Regions from separate parts of the Mus musculus genome. Here region 2 is linked to region 1. Evidence: chromatin loops called from intact Hi-C (ENCODE). Cell type or tissue: heart. All regions are shown on one strand.

What was found. Hi-C counts contacts between places; a loop is a spot of excess contacts. Peaks named below come from ENCODE experiments on the same cell type or tissue, not always from the same donor. Only the 100,000 strongest peaks of a DNase experiment are listed, where the experiment ranks them.
Region 2: a loop joins it to region 1, with 2.1 times the contacts of the local background. A loop is called at or near these places in 4 of 42 quality-filtered maps.

What each region holds. Positions count from the first base shown.
Region 1 is chr13:45,635,463-45,640,462 of GRCm38, forward strand. All of the region lies in intron 6 of Atxn1 (ataxin 1), which reads right to left. Among named protein-coding and RNA genes, the nearest start is that of Gm34582, 110 kb to the left of the region's middle. In heart, a CTCF peak has its summit at 1,994 (motif pointing left); a DNase peak (open chromatin) is centred at 2,099; H3K27ac peaks cover 584 bases.
Region 2 is chr13:45,691,313-45,696,312 of GRCm38, forward strand. The region is part of intron 6 of Atxn1 (ataxin 1); the gene reads right to left. Among named protein-coding and RNA genes, the nearest start is that of Gm34582, 170 kb to the left of the region's middle. In heart, CTCF peaks have their summits at 2,883 (motif pointing left) and 4,894 (motif pointing right); DNase peaks (open chromatin) are centred at 1,359 and 2,399; H3K27ac peaks cover 2,185 bases.

The DNA of each region.
Region 1 (5,000 bases):
GGATCCAAATTCAGGCTGTCAGGCTTGTAAGACAAATGTCTTATCCACTGAGCCATTTCCTCGGTCCTGGACTTCTTTTCTTCTTGTAGAAAGCCCACAGTATACTTGATGCTTGGTCTTGGCTGATACTCAGGACTGCTATGTGTAAAGTACAGCAAATGTCCATTATAGAGCTCATGAAACCATGATGTGAAAAAGGACGTGAGAGATAAGAAAGGTTGAAAGAGCTAAGTGGAAGAAGCGCAATCTTCTGACAGGGGAAGTATCTTCTCTGTCCTACGCTGCTTCGGGAGGTGACACCTACCAACCTAGGTCATAAGGACCTAGGAGGTCTGTCACATTTTGGGATCTGATAATTTTTACTACTCAGGGATGGAAGGGGTTAATTCTCTTACTGTAGTTAGCAACAGAGAAAAAGACAGGCCAATCAACAAAACTCATGGTGTCGCAGGGTAGAAACAGGAGCTGACAGGACCTTTCTGAAGGGGATCAGAGGACTTACAGAAATAAGTGACTTAGAGTCTCTTTCCAGTTAACTAGACTTTGAGCAATGGCTTCCCTAAAGCCTGCGTTCACAACCAATCACTTGACCTCTGGATCCAATTCATTATTAAAAATGGTAAGACTCCATCTTAAAAACCCTTTTCTGCAATAGAGGAAGATCCCAGAAAAGGGATTCAACTGTGAGGGAGAGACGCTGAGTTTATGATGTGTATTTTTTCACCTACTTTCATAATCGTCCCGTCCCATGGTTTTAATGAAGAGGAAATAAAAGACAATATGGCTAGATAATTAGTCTTGATTCTCACAGCTGGTGGGCAGCAGAAGTAGAGCATGAATCCAGAACGGTCAAATTCTAACATGCACTCTACCCCAATGGACGCTTACAGTGGTATACAAGTAGGTGCTTAATAACAAAAAACCTGGTAGCCAGGGATAGGGAGATGGCTCGGTGGGTAAGGCCTTGGCTGTTTAAGCATGCAGACCTGAGGTCAAAGGCCAAACACCCACAAGGAAAAGCCAGTGCAGGCCTGTAACTCCAGTACTGGAGGCACAGGGTAGGAAGCTCCTGGCAGCTCCTGGCAGCTCATTGGCAGCTCACTGGCAGCTCACTGGCAGCTCACTGGCAGCCAGATGAGCTGAAAGGCTGAGTTCCAGACTCAGTCAGAGACACTATCTCAACAATAGCGGTGGAGAAAGAGATGGAAGGAGGCATCTGATAGCAACCTGTGGCTACAGCAGATACATATTGTGAGGTTTAACCGACCAGATGAGCTCACGGTGAGCTTCATTCTTAACCTAGGTTGGTTAAATACCCCTTAGTCATTTATTATAATGGAAACAGTCATTGTCATCAAGAGGACTGATACTGGCTGCTTGGGAACACATGACTGTCACTTGCTTTGACATTTTCCAGGAGGAATGCAGTTCTGCTCTTGTATTTAACATTTGCATGATGAGACTCGCTGTTTATAGAATGGTGCTTGCATTTTCCCCTCCTGTGAAAAAAAGCTCTCTCTCTCTCTCTCTCTCTCTCTCTCTCTCTCTCTCTCTCTCTCCTTCTCTCTCTCTCTCTCTCTCTCTCTCTCCCTCTCTCTCTCTCTCTCTCTCTCTCTCTCTCTCTCTCTCTCTCTCTCCCTCCCTCCCTCTCTCTCTCTCTCTCTCTCTCTCTCTCTCTCTCTCTCTCTCTCTCTCTCTCTCTCTCAGCATGGCCATTGTTTTCATGGGCATCTGGTTTTTCAGTCTTGATAGGAATTTGGCTTGTGCTTTCTAATTCATCTATGAGTTTTTATATAACATCATGCAATTTAAAAAGCTGGGGTATCTGGTTTTATGATGCTATTAAGAAAAATGTAAAGGCTCTCAGATGCACAGAGACCCAGGCTCCTTTTTGCTCCACTTCACAATTTTTTTTTTTTTTTTAAAGCAAGTATAAAGTTTTGCAGAAGTTTTGTGAGATTCTTCTCCCCCTGCTGGCCACTCACGGAAGCTGCCTGAGCTGACCAGATGCTGGATGTAAAAAGTCAAAGCCAGGGATGGTTTTATGCTGTTGGCACACTCTTAGCATTTAAAAAATTAACGCTCGACGTTGTTTGGCTTCCAAACATTGGGACTGAATCACTAAAAGCACATGAAGAACTTGACACGGATCATGGAGGTGGCTGGCGTCAGAGGAACTAGCCTTTGCCCTAGTCTCTCCCTTTCTGTCACGCTGGGCAAGTTGCAACCGTGACTGGCCCAGTACTGCCCTTATGGTTACCTCCAAGTCTGAAATACTATGACATTGCCATGAACCTAATTGACATCTCTTCCCTGAAGGGATGTATAATCCACTTGATGATAAGAGATGAACTCTGTAAGCCAATTAGAGAGTCCATGTGTTGAAAGCCGTCATGGAAAAGGAACCTGAAGTGACCTGTGGAGAAGGGAACGTTCTTCTATGTTGCCAGCACTGGGAGTTCTGAATAATAGTTACCTCATCAGCTACCATGGACTTCCTCTCACTGTTCAATATTTTGAAAAATACATTTTATCCAGTGAACCATATAAACTTAAGTGAGGATCGTCTCTGATGGACTCCTTTTGTTTGTTTGTTTGTTTTTGTTTTGTTTTGTCTGTGCTTTCTTGGCTGTCCTTGAACTCACTCTGAAGACCAGGCTGGCCTTGAACTCATAGAGCTCTAGCTGCCTCTGCCGCCTGAGTGCTGGGATTAAAGGTGTGCACCACAACTGTCCAGCTTTGTTTCAGAATCCAAAGATGTAAAACAGTATAAATAAATAATCCCTTCAGTGAAGTCGTCGTTCTCATCTTCTTCCTCTTCTTCCTCCTCTTCCTTCTCCTCCTCTTTTTCCTCCTCCTCCTTCTTCTTCTTCCTCTTCCTCCTCCTCCTCCTCTTCTTCTTCTCTAAACTTTCAATGTTCAAATACTGAACCTTCAGTAGACTGCAAATCTATTAGGGTCCTAGATAGCCAGGCTTCGAACAAAGCCTCTTATCTATGCAACAGTGTGTCTTTCAAATGAGTAGGCCACTCCTAAAGATGGGAAGTATTCAAAAAGAAGAAGCAAAAGGGATGGTTTATAAGATTAGCTACTGATCTACACTCTTGAAGAAAATGGCAAGATGATCTTACATTATCAACAATAGTAAACAACTCATTTCCATGTATTACTGACTACAGGGATTGGCTGTCATGGTTCTTATTAGCACATGTTACTTAAATATTAATAGTAAAGTAAATTCAGTGGTTTTTAATACGTTAGTAAGTGCTGCATGCAACAGTTGGGAACTCAGGAGCCTTATTCATAGGGCAGACTCAGTGAAAGCCTTCTGGGATGTGGCGGCTGCTCCAGCCTAGCAAGACGTCAACACACAACTGTCACCACTATTTTCTAGAATCTTCTACATGTCCTCTTGAAGGTAGAAAACAATATTGTGGGATAAAGTAGGATTTAAGATATTTGACAATGGAGCAAGGGCAGGAGAGAATGAGAAGAGATTCTAAGGCCATTGATGGTGCCCAAGGCTAATCCAATCCTGCCAATAACTAACTGCGGAAGAGAAGAAGACTGGTACAATACACATGCTGCTGGCTTTGTGTGTATGGAGGGGGACCAAGTTTCCAGTCATTCAAAGCCCTGCTGAGATGTAGTTAAGGCCTTTGTAAGCCAGCAAATCACTTGAGGTAACACTGTCATTTCCCCCCATTGTGTTGAAGCTGTCTTTACACAGGCCCTTTAGTCGATGGTCAGTTCTTGAGGTTAACTTGAAAACCTTAGATTATTTCTTCATCTCTAGATATCTTACATGGCAGGCCCCTGAGGCATATTAGTTAGATACAAGATTGAATGTGTGAAACAAGGTTTGGTTGTATTGAGGTGATAAAATGTATAGCATCTTGTAGGGCAATCCTGAGATTAATAAGATTAATCTGTAATGAGATTGCTATAAATGCTGATCCTAGGGCTAGGAAGATGCATCTGTGGGTAAAGTTCTTGCTGTGTAAGGATGAAGACCAGAGTTCAGATCCTCAAAATCCATGGAGAATCCACAAGGCACAGCAGCCTGTCTGTAGTTCTAAGAACCCTGGAGTTGGAGACAGAATACCTTGGAAACAAGCTGGGTAGCCAGCCTAGCCAACCAGTGATCTCTGCTCTGAGTGCGACCATGCTTCAGTAAGAAAGGCAGAGAGAGTGATCAAGAAAGATACCTGATGTCAATCTTGAGTCTTCCCATACATACAGACACACAGACAGACAGACACACACATGCTCATGAGTCTACACACATGTAGACATGTATGCACATATACATAGAGCTAAGATCTTTTAAGAACGTTGATTCCCTGAACTGTACTTGATAGACTCTGACTCCCCATATTCTAGTAGTACTTAATAGCAGAGACTCTGGCAGGAGCAGCTAGCACTTCTGACAAGGTGCTGTGATCAATAGATTATTGATTTGGATCCCCTTTGTAGAAATCCTGATCCACAGGTCAGACAGACATGCTTGATGCATCCCCAAATTCAAAAGTAGGAAATTGAACTAGCAATGAGTACAGTCTCAACATTGAGTCTATCAAGATTAATGAATCCACGGCTTTAGGCTACTTGGGGATAACTGTTGGATACCTTCGCTGTCTTATCTCATAAGCCCACGCAGCTAGGAGGCACGCACCCCACTCCCACCTCAGAATTATCCTAAAACAAAACATAAAAAAATCCAACTAACTAACTAACTAACTAACTAACTTCCAGTGTCCATACATGTCTGTCTATGGCAACATTCTCCATCTTTGAGAAACTTTACTCTCAGACTCCTTCACCTCCAAGAACAACAGAAGTAAATAGGCCTAAATGATGCCAGCTTCAGCACCTTTCAAGGCATTACTTAAATCTCACTTACACCCTAGGAAATCCAATGGGTGTGTAAAACCTAAATGCAGCCCAGTCCCATCAAAACAAAAGCCCTCGGCATCTAAAGCCTTAAACCTTCCATCTGT
Region 2 (5,000 bases), 56 kb after region 1:
AAATCTAGGGCTGTCATAATGGAGAAGGGAGCTTTGTGGCCAGTGCTTTGCTCTATGGAGTGAGTTTGACAGTGCTTACAAAGCCCCAGGAATGAAGAATGTATAGCATATAAAAAAAAATCACTCCTGTGCAAGCAACAAAGGTTCCAGAAGGGGGAAAAATATCAGAAATGAACAGAAACCAAAAATGATCTTAGCAAGAGGGTTTAAGATCAATAAAAAGGATGTGTCCCAGTGTTGGTGAAGACGACAGACATCCTGACTGAAGTAGTGGCATACCCTAGCTCTGGGACTCGTGCTGTGGGTCTGTTGGCCAATTCTGCCAGCATCACCAGCAAATACATTCAACTGCCAGGCACTCAAGAACAGAAGGGAGACAGTCTCAGGAACTTGTGTATATATGCTCGAGAAAGAAGTAGAATTTACAGGAAAACGTTGGTTAAGGGCCTAACGGGTATGCTCCAAAGATTTTGCCTCAGTTACCAAGGCAAATTCTCAAAAGCTGAACATGTTGGCACTTGCCCGGACTTCCGGAACTTGGCATGGAGATATGGGAGAATTAGGAGTTCAAGATCACCGTTAGCTGTATAACAGCTTGAGGCCAACCTGAGCTATGGGAGACCCAGTATCAACAGACAAGCAAACAACAACAGCAACAGCAACAACAGTAACAAAACCTCAAACGACTGTGAACGAAGATCATTACTTGTACGGCATCCTGTTTCTATTTCAATTTTGGCGAGGTCAATTGTTTCAGGAACATAAGCACAAGTAGATAAAAAAGACCTTGCAAAGAAAGACCAACTTGCTTCAAAATAGGCTTCAAAGAATGCAGTTTGCTGCCTCATCTAAAGGGGTTCTGTGCTTCTGCAAACCGCTCTCAGCGAATCATGTAATATATTCACCCAGATGAAAGAAGATAAATCAGATCTTTCTATCTAAGAGTCTTCTTAGCAATAATCTACTATACAGCAAAGCATTAGATCCCTGGTCCCACAAACTTCTAGTGACAAAAGTCTGGCTCTGAGATCTCAGGTAGCCTGACTCAAAAGCAGCTAATACAAGTTTTATCTTTCAGTGTTTCACACTTCTTGGGGCACACACAAGTATGGATTGACCTTATTCCCTTGCTAGGAAGTTTAAGGCAGAGGCTCCCAGAAATACGGCTCTGAGTAATTCTGCCCAGCACCCCTCTTGGCACACCTGAGTGCCTTGGCATCTCCAACTCCAGTGGAGCGCTTCTGAGATAAGCTCCCGAGCACAGTGAACAGAGATGGCTCAGTCCTGCACGCTGGACTGAGAACTTCTCCTGATTCATAACCTTCTTTTAACAAATAGTATTCTAAAGGTCAGTTAGAAATCGTCACGGTCGGTTAGGCGGCTCCACCCCTTCCTATCCCCACTCCCCCCTGCCCCCAACACAGATATGGCAGGAGTTCACAGACTCTTCTTTGCACAGCTCTTTCCTTCTGTGAGACTGCTGGGGGGTGGAGGGAGCTGAGGAGAGCGTCTGTGCCTGCAATGGCTGGACCTGGCCAAGCAACTCAGAGAGCAACAGTTAAGACTCCTCTCAGAGAGAATGGCCTATACTCGGGTCTCCAAGAGGTTCCTTCTCCGGGTAACATACAAGGGAAGCGGCCCGAAATGAATGAAGCTACCATAAGTGAGATTTGAAGGAGGTGAGGGGAGAGATTCAAATGAGCAAGACAGGAAATCCTTGTAGAATCCTGCATGGAAAAGGACAGAGCCTCCTCACCTGTGGTCCACAGGCCAACCTGCAATTTCAAACAAGGACTAAACATGTGGAGGGAACCCCCTGTACACACACACACACACACACACACACACACACACACACAGATGATAATAAAATGTCCTCTCTCAGACCCTCTTACCTATTTCAGAATGTTTGTATGATCTAGAAATTGGTATCGCAGATGCAAACCTAAAAACTCCGACCTGACAGACACATCAGGAAACCACTTGAGTGTTCTTAGAAGAATGTGCACGTGCGGTTTTCTTACTCCTAGACCAGAATTCACACCCCTTGTCTCTGTGCTGTTTGAACAGGCAGAGTGCTGTTTGGTTTTGCCTGCTTCTTCCTAGGTGCACTCTAAATGGTATTCTAAGCAGTTATTCTGATAAAGGGCTGGAAAAACACCCAAGCTTTAGGACACCTTCATTCCTGTCATCCTCAGAAGCAGGGAAGTATGATGTGGCCTTCCAAAACTGGCTTCTGGTAGCTTTCTCTCCTCCCAAACACCACAGAGCAGAAGCTGGGCCTCATCTGAAGTAACCCATCAATTCTTTCCTCTAAGTGGTATGCCTGAGGGGGAACGCTCCCCGTGACCTTGTGCTTAGCTAACTTCCCGTGTCATGCAGCACTTCCGGCCCAGCTCCGTGCCAGGAATAAAAGGGAACGCAGATGTCAATGAAATGACGGGGCTATACGAGATAAAAAGATCGCCATCTGTAGACAGTCATGTGTAGGCTGCTCATAGACAAGAAACCACAAACCACTCAGTTGGAAAAGAGGAGGAACGGCGTGGGGTGGAATTTTGCTTTTTAAGTACCCCAAAATCCCCCAGGCTCACTAATAGTTACACTATAATATGATGGCCTTAAATGCTTTCCCTACCCACAGCAATATCACACATATCACAGACATTTAGCATCTACTCCTACACTGCAGTGAGATCAGTGGATAAGACTGTGACTCTCCAACACTTACACAAAAAGTCAAACATGGCCATGAGACACATGTGACCTTAAAACGGTGGCAGGGCACGGAGACAGGAGGACCGCTTGGGCTTGCTAAGCTGTCAGCACCCACATTGTCTAGCTTCTATTAGCCTGTAATTCCTGCTGCGGGGAACCTGATACCCCCTTCTGGCCGCTGAGAGTACTCTCACTCATGTATGCACACATATGTACAATTAAAAATAAGGACATCTTAAAGGTTGTTAGATTTACTCACGTTTGCGTGTCGACAAATATATCTGGGCATACACACACCATGTCAACGTATAGGGAGATCAGAGGACAATTTGAAGGAGTTGGGTCTCTCCTTCGATCACGTGGGGGCTGAGGGCCTGAATATATATCGTTAGAATTGTTGTGAGCCCCTTTAGCTGCTAAGCCAGTGGCTCTCAACTTTACTAAGGTGGTTCCTCAGGTTGTGGTGACCTCCAGTCATAACATTATTTTCACTGATACTTCACAACTGTAATTTTGCTACTGTCATGAATCATAATGTAAATATCTGTGCTTTCTGATGGTCTTAGGCGACTCCCGTGAAAGGGTTGGTTGACCCCCCCCCAAGGGGGCCAGGACCCACAGGTTGAGAAGTGCTGTGCTAAGCCATCTTTACATCAGAAGGCTACACTCAGCGCATTAAGCCAAAAGCACCGGAAACCTAGGTTGTAGCAAACCATTGGTTTTTAAAGGAGTTAATGAGGAAAAAGGAGGAGCTGATCTGCTCCACGGCAGAGCAATGTCTCCGTGACACTCGACACAAAAGCTACAACTGCAGAGGTCATTCACTTCCATTTCTCTTGTTGTCCATCTTGAAATGTGTCACCGTGTGTGTGTGTGTGTGTGTGTGTGTGTGTGTGTGTGTGTGTGCTGAGACCCAGGTCACATGGCCACTTGCCACATCGACTACAAAATTCAGGTCTCCTGACTCCTCCTCCTTCAGCTTTCAGTGCCTTCCCCTTCCTGTGCAAGGCTTGAAGCCTCTCAGCTCTCTGAGAGCCAGGTGGAGACACACACACCTCTGTGGGTAAAGGCCAACTGTTAGGAAGAGTGTGACAGAAGGGAGCGGCTGCTAATGAGACAGGCCTGAGTAATCAGGCTGAGGCGTTGTCGGCAGGAGCTGATGAGGCTGGACCGCTTGGCCGAAGATGCTGTGATCACTGCTCACACCTGACAACACCCACACTCATACCCGTCTGCGTGCAAATACACATTCCTTGGCGATCCCTGTTTGTCACACCCTTCTGAGGCACCGGCCTCAAGGCTCTCAGGGCATGAGGACCAAGCTGAAAATAGAAACGGAGGGTTAGAAGGGTGGGGCAAGGTTCAAGCAATTCAAGCAGTGAAAAGAAAGTCCTCGAAGCATGCCTGAGGAGGTCACTGGAGTTTCACATTTTCTTCTTCTCTGCTCACTCTGTTTACAGAGAGATTCTTCAAGTGCCTTAGAGTTGACCGTGTGGTATCTCCAATTTTACTCTTCAGGACCTTAGAGAACTTTTATATCTGAGGTCTGATATAAGCCCTTAATTGCAACAGTGTAAAAGGCAAACCCACCATAACAGTCACAAAGCTGGCCTGGACCAAAGTAACTCCTCTCATTTAAACGGAAGTTAGGTCTGAGAGTGACTTTCTGTAAGACTCATGCTTCCCAGGAAAACAGCAACTTAGAAAACATCATGATGCCAGCAAGTGACCTGCCCAGCAGTGTTTGCGGTGAAACATCCTAAAACTTAAACCCAACAGGGCCCCAGAGTTGTCCGTGAGCGTGACGAAAACTTTTATGAGAAAATAACGTATACAATTCTCCCCCCATGCTGCAGCCCTAAACCAACATGTCCGTTGCTTATTGATTAGGAGGCGTACAGCAACCCACAGATTTATAAAATAACACTTTCTTTGGTGGTGATGGGGGTGGTGAACTGCCTGGGGTCATCGATATATTTGACCTTAACAGTATGACTAAGAATAAAGGACATGGCCATGGGTTCCAGGGCAAGTCACAAACTTATAGAATCCACGGGAGCACACCCACCAGTGAAAACATGCTAAAACAGCAGCGCCTTCCATCAGCTACAATGAGGGGCAGCAAAGTATTGCATTTAAATTCAAGTGTGTTCCATAGCTGCAGTTGCTCATGGAGGCCAGTAGAGGGCACTGAATCTCCTTGGGCTGTAGTCACATAGAGTAGTGTGTTACTCTGATGTGGGTGCTGGGAACTGAACTCTGGGCCTCTGGAAGAGTAGCAT